Regions from separate parts of the Homo sapiens genome. Here region 2 is linked to region 1. Evidence: chromatin loops called from intact Hi-C (ENCODE). Cell type or tissue: A673. All regions are shown on one strand.

Region 1 (5,000 bases):
CAACACAGGTTTGAACTGCATCATTCCACTTATACACAGACTTTCTTCTGCCACTGCCACTCCTGAGACAACATGACCAATCTCTCCCCTTCCTCCTCCTCAGCGTACTTTCAACATAAAGACGACGAGGATAAAGGCATTTATGATGAACTACTTCCACATAATGAATAGTAAATATAATTTCTCTTCCCTATGATTTTCTTAATAATATTTTCTTTTCTCTAGCTTACTTTATTGTACGAATGGAGCATATATGTGTACATATAAAACACATAATACATGCTTATCAACTATTTGTGTTATCAGTAAGGCTTCCAGTCAACAGTAGGCTCTTAGTAGTTAAGTCTTGGGAGAGCCAAAAATTCTAGCTGATTTTTTGACTGTGTGTGGGGGGTCAGCACCCTTAACTCCTATCTTATTCAAGGGGCTATTGTATTCTAAATTGTCTTTTAGCTTGAGTCATAATCCAGGTATAGTGAAAAACATTTGTGTCTATTTAAAAATAATATAGGTAAGAATTTTAAAAATTATATATTTTTCCTACATGTCATTTAGGAAGAACTTAAAATGGAGTTATGTAAGAATTATATAAGCCTTTTAAATTTGACCTTTTATTTCTGGCATTAGAATCTAGTATACTGGGAAGGAAAATGTGTAAATAGAAATGAAACAAACTATTCACAACTGTTTAAGATCATGTATAAAAAAGTTATACTTGTTACTTTTCTGCCTGAAAACTGCAATAAAGTAATAAGACTTTTTAATATTTTACCTATTGCTAAAATTTATCTCATTCTCCCATATTTTATTATGCTATATAAGATATGAGATTTGGGAAATCTAGTAATTATCAGAAATAATATACTTTATAAACAAAATATATAATTTAGGAATGGAATAAACAAATAATTAAATACTATTTGGGAGTTTTTGGGAATTTGTCGTCATGCATGCCTTTTTTGTCACATTTTGTTCTTTTCTAGGATTAGGATAGGTAAAAAATTATGAGATGACTAGGAATTTATAACTGAAAAACAAACAGACTTTGAAAGAAAAAGATATTCCAGATATTCCATTTGGTATCTGTAAAACGTCAAACTCACATAATTTCATAATTACAGAAACTTCTTAAGAAATAGTGAGTTACAAAAGAACACATACAAGTGTCCAACAAACATATAAAAAAGCTCAATATCACTAATCATCAGATATATGCAATTAAAACCAAGTGAGATACCATCCCACCTCAGTCAGAATGGCTATTACTAAAAAGTTAAGAAAAAAAAAAGATGTCGGCAAGGGCACAGAGAAAAGGGAACACTTATACACTGTTGGTGGGAATGTAAATTAATACAACCTCTATGGAAGACAGTATGGAGATTTCTCAAAGAACTAAAAATAGAATGAGCATTCAACTAAGTAATCTCGCTACTTAGTACCTACCCAAAGGAAAAGCAATTGTTATATCAAAATAATTCCTGCACTCATGTCTTTATCACAACATTAATCATAATAGCAAAATCATGGAATGAATCTAAGTGTCCATCAGTGGATGATTGGATAAATAAAATGTATATACACACCATGGAATACTATGCAGTCATAAAAAAGAATAAACTAATGTCTTTTGTAGCAACATAAATGGAACTGGAGACCATTATCCCAAGTGAAATAACTTGGAAACAAAAAAAAATCAAATACAACATGTCCTCACTTGTAAGTGAGAGCTAAACAATGGGTACATGTGGACAGGTAGAAGGAAATAACAGACATTGGAGACTCCAAAAGGGAAGAGGTTGGTAGGGATGAGGTTTGAAAAATTACCCATTGGGTACAACGTTCACTATTTGGGTGATGGGCACACTGGAAGCCCCAAAATCTCCATTACATAATATACCCATGTAACGAACTTTCACATGTACCCCCTGAATCTATAAAAATAAAAAATATTAAAACTAAAAAATGTAGTCACTTAAGCCTTGCATCTTTAGTAATCACTAATGCTTATATCTTATCTTCTGAGAAATTACCTGAGGGAAAGAGAAAGGAAGGAAGGAAGAAGGGAAGGAAGGAAGGAAGGTAGGTAGGAAGGAAGGAAGGAAGGAAGGAAGGAAGGAAGGAAGGAAGGAAGGAAAGAAGGAAGGAAGGGAGGGAGGAAGGGAGGGAGGAACAAAGGAACGAAGGAAGGAAGGAATTGAAAAAAGAGTAAGCTCAGGGTCTTGTCGCTTGGGAGAAAAATCTAAACTTCAGATGCTAGCTCAAAAGTCTGCTATGCTAGCTTTCACGTCTGATATGAATCATAGTTCCTCATTTGAAAACCTATTAAAAGTAGCAGCAAGGTTAATAAAGAGCAAGCTTAATCTCTTGAGAATAATTCAAGCTGACATTGAAATGTGTGCTGTCACAATTTTGCTCTGTAGACTTAGACACACGGCTATTTGCCTAGCACTGAGGAAGGGGAGGAGCAGAAACTGACTCACAGTTCGAGATGTTGGAGGAGCTGAAGGACTTGTTAGGGAAACCATCTCCTGGATTGCTAATCGAAGTTTTAAGCGATGCAGTGGATTGCTGATTCCAATTTCTCTCTGGATCTCAGTGTCAGATAAAGCAGACATGATGGCACCACTCTTCACGTTGGCTCGGCAGGCTGCCACGTACCACGCAGGCATTCCCAACCAAAGCTGTTAGATAGGAAAAAATACACTAACAAATTATAATAATAGTTATCATTTTAGTGTCTCATATGCTAGGAATTATTTTATGTATCTTACATACATGACCTCACCCCACGAGATAAAATGTTATCATTATTTTCCCTAGAGGACATAGATGCACAAAGAAATTAAATGATGTATTTAAAAACACCAGGGAGGCAGGGATAGAAACAAGATTTGAAATTGAGACATGCTAGCTCCAGAGACTCTATTTTAACTAATTCATATTACTAGTGGTAAAAGTAATGGCTGCATGGCACCAAGTTCCCCTTTGTATGTAGGGACCAGAACGGCTACAAGCCACATTTGATAAGGGACTCAATTAATGTTTGCTTAATGAGTGGCTTCAATTTATAATGCTTCTTTGGAATTCTGAGTGAAGAGAAATTCTGTCACAGAACGAGACAGCTGTGCCACATCCAGCCATGTGATTTCGATCAAAGCATGCAGTGTAGCTAAGCCACATTTCCACCTACCTTCCTACACCATGTGAAAGATGTGTGAACTTAATTAGATGCTATATATGAAAATGCCTTTTAGAGAGTGAAATGATGTGCTAAGAAAGAAGTTAAAACTCAAATCATTGAAAAACTAAAGAAAGCAACAAAATTAATAATGCATCAGAAATTAGAGATTTTAAGACTGGGCACAGTGGCTCATGCCTGTAATCTCAGCACTTTGGGAGGCCGAGGTGGAAGGATCACATGAGGTCAGGAGTTCGAGACCAGCCTGGCCAACTTGGTGAAACATCATAATACTAAAAATACAAAAATTAGCTGAGCATGATGGCGAGTGCCTATAACTCCAGCTACTCGGGAGGCTGAGGCAGGAGAATCACTTGAAACTGAGCAGCAGAGGTTGCAGTGAGCTGAGATCAGGCCTTTAGACTCCAGGCTGGGGACAGAATGAGACTCTGCCTCAAAACGAAACAAAAGAAAACAACAACAAAAAATGAGGCCAGGCGCGGTGGCTCACGCCTGTAATCCTAGCACTTTGGGAGGCTGAGATGACTGGATTGCCTGAGCTTAGGAGTTCAAGACCAGCCTGGGCAACATGGTGAAACTCTGTCTCTACTAAAACTAAAACAAACAAACAAAAAAATCAGCCAGGCGTGGTGGCAGATGCCTGTAATTCCAGCTACGGGGGAGGCTGAGGCACGAGAATTGCTTAAACCCGGGAGGCAGAGGTTGCAGTGAGCTGAGACTGTGCCACTGCAATCCAGCCTAGGCAACAAAGTGAAACTCTGTCTCAAAAAAGAAAAGAAATTAGATATTTTGATTTTTCAACTTTGCTGTGAGACTCTTGAAAGACAATTAAACCAGCAGTGCTATTTACACAGCACAGGTCTCGTGCACATCTCAAGCACTGGGTGAATGCCAATCACGGGCATTATATTTCAGCACCTGAATAACATCACTTAAAACAGGAATATTCTCCCATTTTCCCTCCATCATTAGTTATGAGTAAGAAGTAGAAAACACAACAAAAAATTAGCAGCTTACATATTTGTTTTTGAATGTCCAAAAGATTGACTGATTTTTTTTTCTATTTGTTGAAATAAACAGATTGAACAAAGGAGAGAATTGTGAGAGTGAGAAAAAGTGAGACAAAGAAGAAAAACTATAAATCAGCAAAATACAGTGCCAAGAGCTCTGGACCACAAATCAGAAGACCTGAGCCCTAATTCCTTTCCAGTCATTGGTGAGTCATGTAACCCATCTAAACCTCAGCCATATTTTCCTCATTTGTAAAATGAAGGAATCAAGCTTGATTATTTCTCTCTACCTCCTGATATCCGTTCCCTTCTATAATCTCCTTCTTTTGGGGGTAGGATTGGCCCAGTGATTTATTTCTAATAAATAGCTGATGATAAAAGTGATGGGATGTCACTTTCCAGTTTAGGCAATAAAATGACTGTGGTTTCATTCCTGCTAGTCCCCTCCCGCTGTCTCTTTCCCTCTGAGCTCTCACTCTGGAGTAAGTCAGATCTCAGGAGCCCTGTGGAGAGTCCCATATGACAAGGAACTAATGTTTCTGGCCAACAGCCAGCAGGAAACTGAATCATGACCCTGACCATATGAATGAGCATGGAAGTGGATTCTCCCCAAGTCTAGCCTTGAGATGACTGCTGCCCTGGCTGATACCTTGATTGCAGCCCTGTGAGAGACTCTGAGCAGAGGCCATCACAAAGCTATTCCCAGACTCCTGACCCATAGAAGTCATGAGATCATAAATGCCAAATTTGGGGGTAATTTGTAAACAGCAATAGCTAACCAGTATAAACAT
Region 2 (5,000 bases), 690 kb before region 1:
TTTAGCACTCTGTGAAATATAAATTAATGTAAAATTAAAATTAATTTATTATGACTATCCATTTTTCATGGTCTTTTCTATTATTGTGCTGTAGCAAGTACTAATTCTAATGTAGCTAGATAATTAATTTTCTATTGTCATAGCTCCAGATGGTCCTCCTGAAAATGTTCATGTAGTAGCAACATCACCTTTTAGCATCAGCATAAGCTGGAGTGAACCTGCTGTCATTACTGGACCAACATGTTATCTGATTGATGTCAAATCGGTAAGGCATGTCTTACCTTCTGTAAAAGCCAGTATAAAATGGTTAATAATACAAGATTTGGAACCAGACTATTTGAATTTGAATTTTGGCTCTGTTAGACAGTAGGAAAATTACTTTACTTGTTTGTGTTTCAATGTCTACATCTGTAAAGATTAATAATAGTAAACAGGGTATGAGGACTGAATCAGTTAACATGCATAAAGAACTTGGAACATTCCCTGAGATATGGTAAATGCTCAATAAATATAAGATATTAGTAACATTATTATAATATGTTTTATCAGTGTATAGAATGTGTATATATATGTATGTATATATACACACATACAAGTGGTTAAATTGGTAGTAATACAAATATCTGGTTTACAGTACGGTAGAAAGTAATTCATAATACAAAATGAGAAGAGAGAAGGCATTAGGAGAAATATCTTCCAGATAAAATAACATCAGAGCTAAGTCTTGAAAAATAAGTGAAGCAGAACATAAAAGGTAAATGGGAATAGGGGTGTAAAAAAGTAAGCCTCATTCAAGAAAAATCAAGTCTTTTGGCAATCCCAGGCTATAGCATTAAAAAAAATAAGTTCTAAGAGATGAGGCTAGATCCAGAGGCTGACTATACAACAAGTTACAGAGTTAGGGTTTTATGTTAAGGGCAGTGGGGTGCCAGTTGGTGATACAGATTTCTACTGTATAACATAGGCATGGTTGCAGTGTAGAGGATAGATTGAGAGCAGTATGGGGGGTGTAAAATCAGGCAAGGAGACAGGAAACTATAAAAGGGCAAGGAAAAAGAACAGAGGAAATGTAGCAAGAGAACGAATGAAAAATAATCTAAACCTATAGAATTTGGTGAAAAATCAACTAACTCATGATGGTGAGTGAGTAGGATAATTAAGGATGATTGTAAGTTATATGACAGAAGATTATGAGGAGGAACAGATCTGTAGAGGAAAGGAATGAGTTCAGTATTAGACACACTGAGTTTGAAATATGTGGCAGTCCTCCAGGTCAATACACCCATTGGCAGTATTAAATATGGATCTGGAGCTCAGGAGAGAAATTCTGGATTTCCAGATTTGGGTAATGTTAGTATTTAGAAGATAGTCAAAATTATAAGAGTGAATGAGATTCACTATGGAATGTGCAAAGTAAGATGACAACCTAAGGACAGCACCCTGGGGACTATCAACACTTAAATAAGAGGCCATTGAAGAGACTGAATGGGAGTAGATAGCCATTTGGATGGAAATCCAGGTATGAAAGTCAAACCCTTCATATAAGATAGGATGCTCAATGATGTCAATAATGCAGAACTGTTAGCCAGAATAAAGACTGGAAGTATTTCCTTTGCACCCTGCTTGGGTTTTGCTGGGCCTGATGAACACAGTTTTCTAATAGCATCTTATGCATTAAATTGTATAGCATAGTGATTTCTCCTCCTTTCTCTCTGTCTCTTGACCAACTTTATAATTTTATTATGTCTTTGTAGTATTCCTTAAATGGAGATATAATGCTTCTATCTCAAAAGACCTGTCATCATTAAAATAAAATTGAAAGAATTGTTGATGTATTTGTTCTCCAATTCAGTCTCTATTTTCTGTTCCTTTTGTAGAGCATATTTGTGAAGATTTTAGTATGTAATTAGCCAAAAATAATTAGCACGAATGATGAATGCCCTGGGAATATGCATTAAAAACAAATTATAAAATGATAAAGCTTTACTCTGTCAAATGAAAGGCACTTTATTAATGAAAATAGTTCTCCCTTGGAAATTCTGCTTAAAGGAACAAAAAAAATAAAACATATTAAGAAGTGATTTTGTAATCTCATTCTTGTAGCCTTCTTGCTGAGTTTCAAAGTGAGCAAGGGAAAGAGGGTAGAATGGGAAGATAACAAATATTTTAATTGCTTATTTTCTACAAGTTACATGTTCATCTCTTCCTATTCATTATCTTATTATATGTTATCCAGCAATATTTTCATATAAACATTATTACCTTCATTTTGCATAAAAGAAATCTAAGGAACAGAGACGGTGAATAACTTCTCACAGAGCTAAGACTTGGCTAAAACTAACAGATCAACAATGGTTTGACAGGAGAAAGGGAAGGTCATTAAATAACAAATAAAATTCGCCAACATAAATATAGCCTCACCAAAACTCCTTTAGATCAACAATAGCAAGAACAGATTCAGATAGAACCTAGTAATTCACAGTTTCTTTAGGATTCTTGGAATTAAGTAGAGGTATTTCCTTCCTTCCTTCCTTCCTTCCTTCCTTCCTCCCTCCCACCCTCCCTCCTTCCCTTACTTCCTTCCTTCCTTCCTCACACATTTTAAAATACTTCCAATGTACCAGAACTGTGCTAGGTGCTGGATATGTAGAAGTGAACAACTCTGATAAAGCACTTCTGCAGCTCATTTCATTAATATGTAATTATCAACATTCAAGAATCACTGGTTCCCAGACTAAGGAAGAATACATAGCATTGCACTTGGGACTTATTGTGCAGCCTGTCTTCTACAAAATACTAGCCACACCGATAAAACTCTTAACTTTAAAAGTGTAAACAAAAATTGTCAATCTTAATAAAATGTAAATATCATCCTAGATGATTCTGCTGGAAATTAATGCATTTAGGATCATTTTCATTGTTCCTTTTACTCTTTGACTGAACAAATTGTTATGAGTAGCTTCTGTGCATCAAGACAAGGATGAAAAACATAAAGCTCTGCTGTCAGGTAGCTCACACCCTAGTGGTACACACTGGAATAGAAACAGCTAATTATAGAGTTTGAGGTATGAAGTTTTGTGGGGAATATAAGGTAACAAAATAATTAAAGTTCCTGTTATGGGAGGAATAGAAGATAAAGGAGACTTCATAGAGCAGGTTAAATATATTCTAGGACTTGACGAATGAATAGGGGTACACAAGATGGGAAAGGGTGGAGGCGGGGTAGGAAGAGAAAAAAAATAGGAAGTGGGGCAGGAAGAGGAGAACCAGAGTCTAATTGCTGATAATGAATATAAAGTAACACTTCAAAAATGATGAAAGACATTTTATAACAATAGATTATCAAGTACAATATGAGCAAACAAACTTGGAATTGATTGAAGGAAAATGAGTCAGAAAGATGTGATTTCAGTCCTGGGTAAGTGGACAAGTAATAGCTAACAACAACAAAGGTGTAGTAGGTTTAATAAAGAAAGGTAATGATGATCTTTTGTACTGCCAAATTTGAGGACCGAGAATTCCTTTCAAATTTTGTTAAATACTTTTAAAGATATAATATATGCGTGCCATGTCATATTTTGCGACTTGATATTTGTTATCTATTGTTTTAATGGAAGGCATTGGAAGAGTATAATTTATAAATTATACTTATAAATTATAAATTTATAATTTATAAATTATAAATAGTTAAATTTATAAGATCAAACCCAGTGACCTTGTGGAAGTGTAGAATTCTATGGACTCTTGAAAGACCTGGGCTCAAATCCTTCCTCTGCTACTAAGTAACCCTGAGGAAGTCACCTTACCTCTATAAAATCAGAATTCAAATAGCTATAAAAGACAAGTGACATGAACCAGTAGTCAAAGTGAAGCCAATTGAGTGGGGCTCCAATGAATGGGACCCAGGCCCCTTTACAGAGGTCAATAGTTACCCATCTCTGCACCTCTCAATAATATTTTTTCAGCATGAAATTAAGCCTAGTCTTAAGGAAAATTACAAAAAGCATATTTTTATGTGATATTCAAATGTTAACAACTAGTTAAATACACATTTTCTGCCAGTGGCATATATTCCTGATCAATAGGATTTCTACGCTGATTTGTTTTTCTTCCATTTTCGAGAAGTGGGGCATTTCTGTCCACTGCTCTGTCTTAAGGTGGGAATGATCTATTTGACTGTATGCAACGATAGTATTATTTATATCATCCTTTTACTATGTTTCTTTTTTTTCTTTTTTTATAGCAACATCTTTTTTTTAAAAAAAAATTGAGTTAATTTTATTTACATTACCTCAGCAAACATCTCTATAAATGAGTTTCCAGGACAACATTTACAATATAGTTATACCATATGCAAATCAATGTGTGTTTCGCCATATTATCAATAAAATATGTTCTTAGCAAAGAGCATTAAAAGAATACATTGAACCAACCAACCAAACAAAAAATATTTCAAAGTTATAAGGGAAGGTCAAGTTGAAAATGGACTTAATAGTGTTCACTGTGTATAAAACCTGGTTTTAAGTGTTTCAATTAAGATACCTGAAAGTAGTATGTATGATAGGATTTTGAATTTTCTCATGGTTATCTTGGGAAAAGCCCTTCTACTTAGTGCTAGCAAGTTTAGTTATGTTTAATATCTGGAGTGAATAGGCCAGAACCTCCATAAAGGACAGACTATGTTTGAACAAATCATATAGCTACATTTCATATGCCTAAAGACACTCATTTATGCACATTAATAATTATGACATCCACAATTAATTACTATCCAGTGCTACACATAGTACTAAATCAGAGTTTTTCAAACTGCAGCCATCATCAGAATTTTTAAATGAGGTGGAATAAAGTTAAAAAGAGCAGAAAATATCAAAGTGTACTTCAGAAAGATGGTGTATTTCTGAAAAATGTGTTACAGTCATAAGATACGTATATATTTTATATCTATCAGTCTTATCTTCTGAATTATGTTACAAAGAGTGTTTCCTTTTGTGGGTAAT

The links. A loop is a pair of places that touch in the nucleus more often than their neighbours do. Peaks named below come from ENCODE experiments on the same cell type or tissue, not always from the same donor. Only the 100,000 strongest peaks of a DNase experiment are listed, where the experiment ranks them.
Region 2: it touches region 1 in a loop (7-fold over the local background); 1 of 110 quality-filtered maps calls a loop at or near these places.

Annotation. Positions count from the first base shown.
Region 1 is chr12:81,292,355-81,297,354 of GRCh38, forward strand. PPFIA2 (PPFI scaffold protein A2) reads right to left here. Exons shown (of 33, transcript NM_003625.5): 24 at 2,481-2,681. It overlaps PPFIA2-AS1 (PPFIA2 antisense RNA 1), which reads left to right. Exons shown (of 6, transcript NR_120491.1): 3 at 40-170; 4 at 4,280-4,415. Among named protein-coding and RNA genes, the nearest start is that of PPFIA2-AS1, 16 kb to the left of the region's middle. In A673, no CTCF peak of the experiment used is centred here; DNase peaks (open chromatin) are centred at 2,297 and 4,717; H3K4me3 peaks cover 622 bases; H3K27ac peaks cover 4,518 bases.
Region 2 is chr12:80,604,916-80,609,915 of GRCh38, forward strand. It overlaps PTPRQ (protein tyrosine phosphatase receptor type Q), which reads left to right. Exons shown (of 45, transcript NM_001145026.2): 27 at 144-265. The region is part of intron 1 of LOC105369867 (a long non-coding RNA gene); the gene reads right to left. Among named protein-coding and RNA genes, the nearest start is that of MYF6, 100 kb to the right of the region's middle. In A673, CTCF peaks have their summits at 3,017 and 3,221; DNase peaks (open chromatin) are centred at 1,066, 2,556 and 3,056; H3K4me3 peaks cover 385 bases; H3K27ac peaks cover 4,375 bases.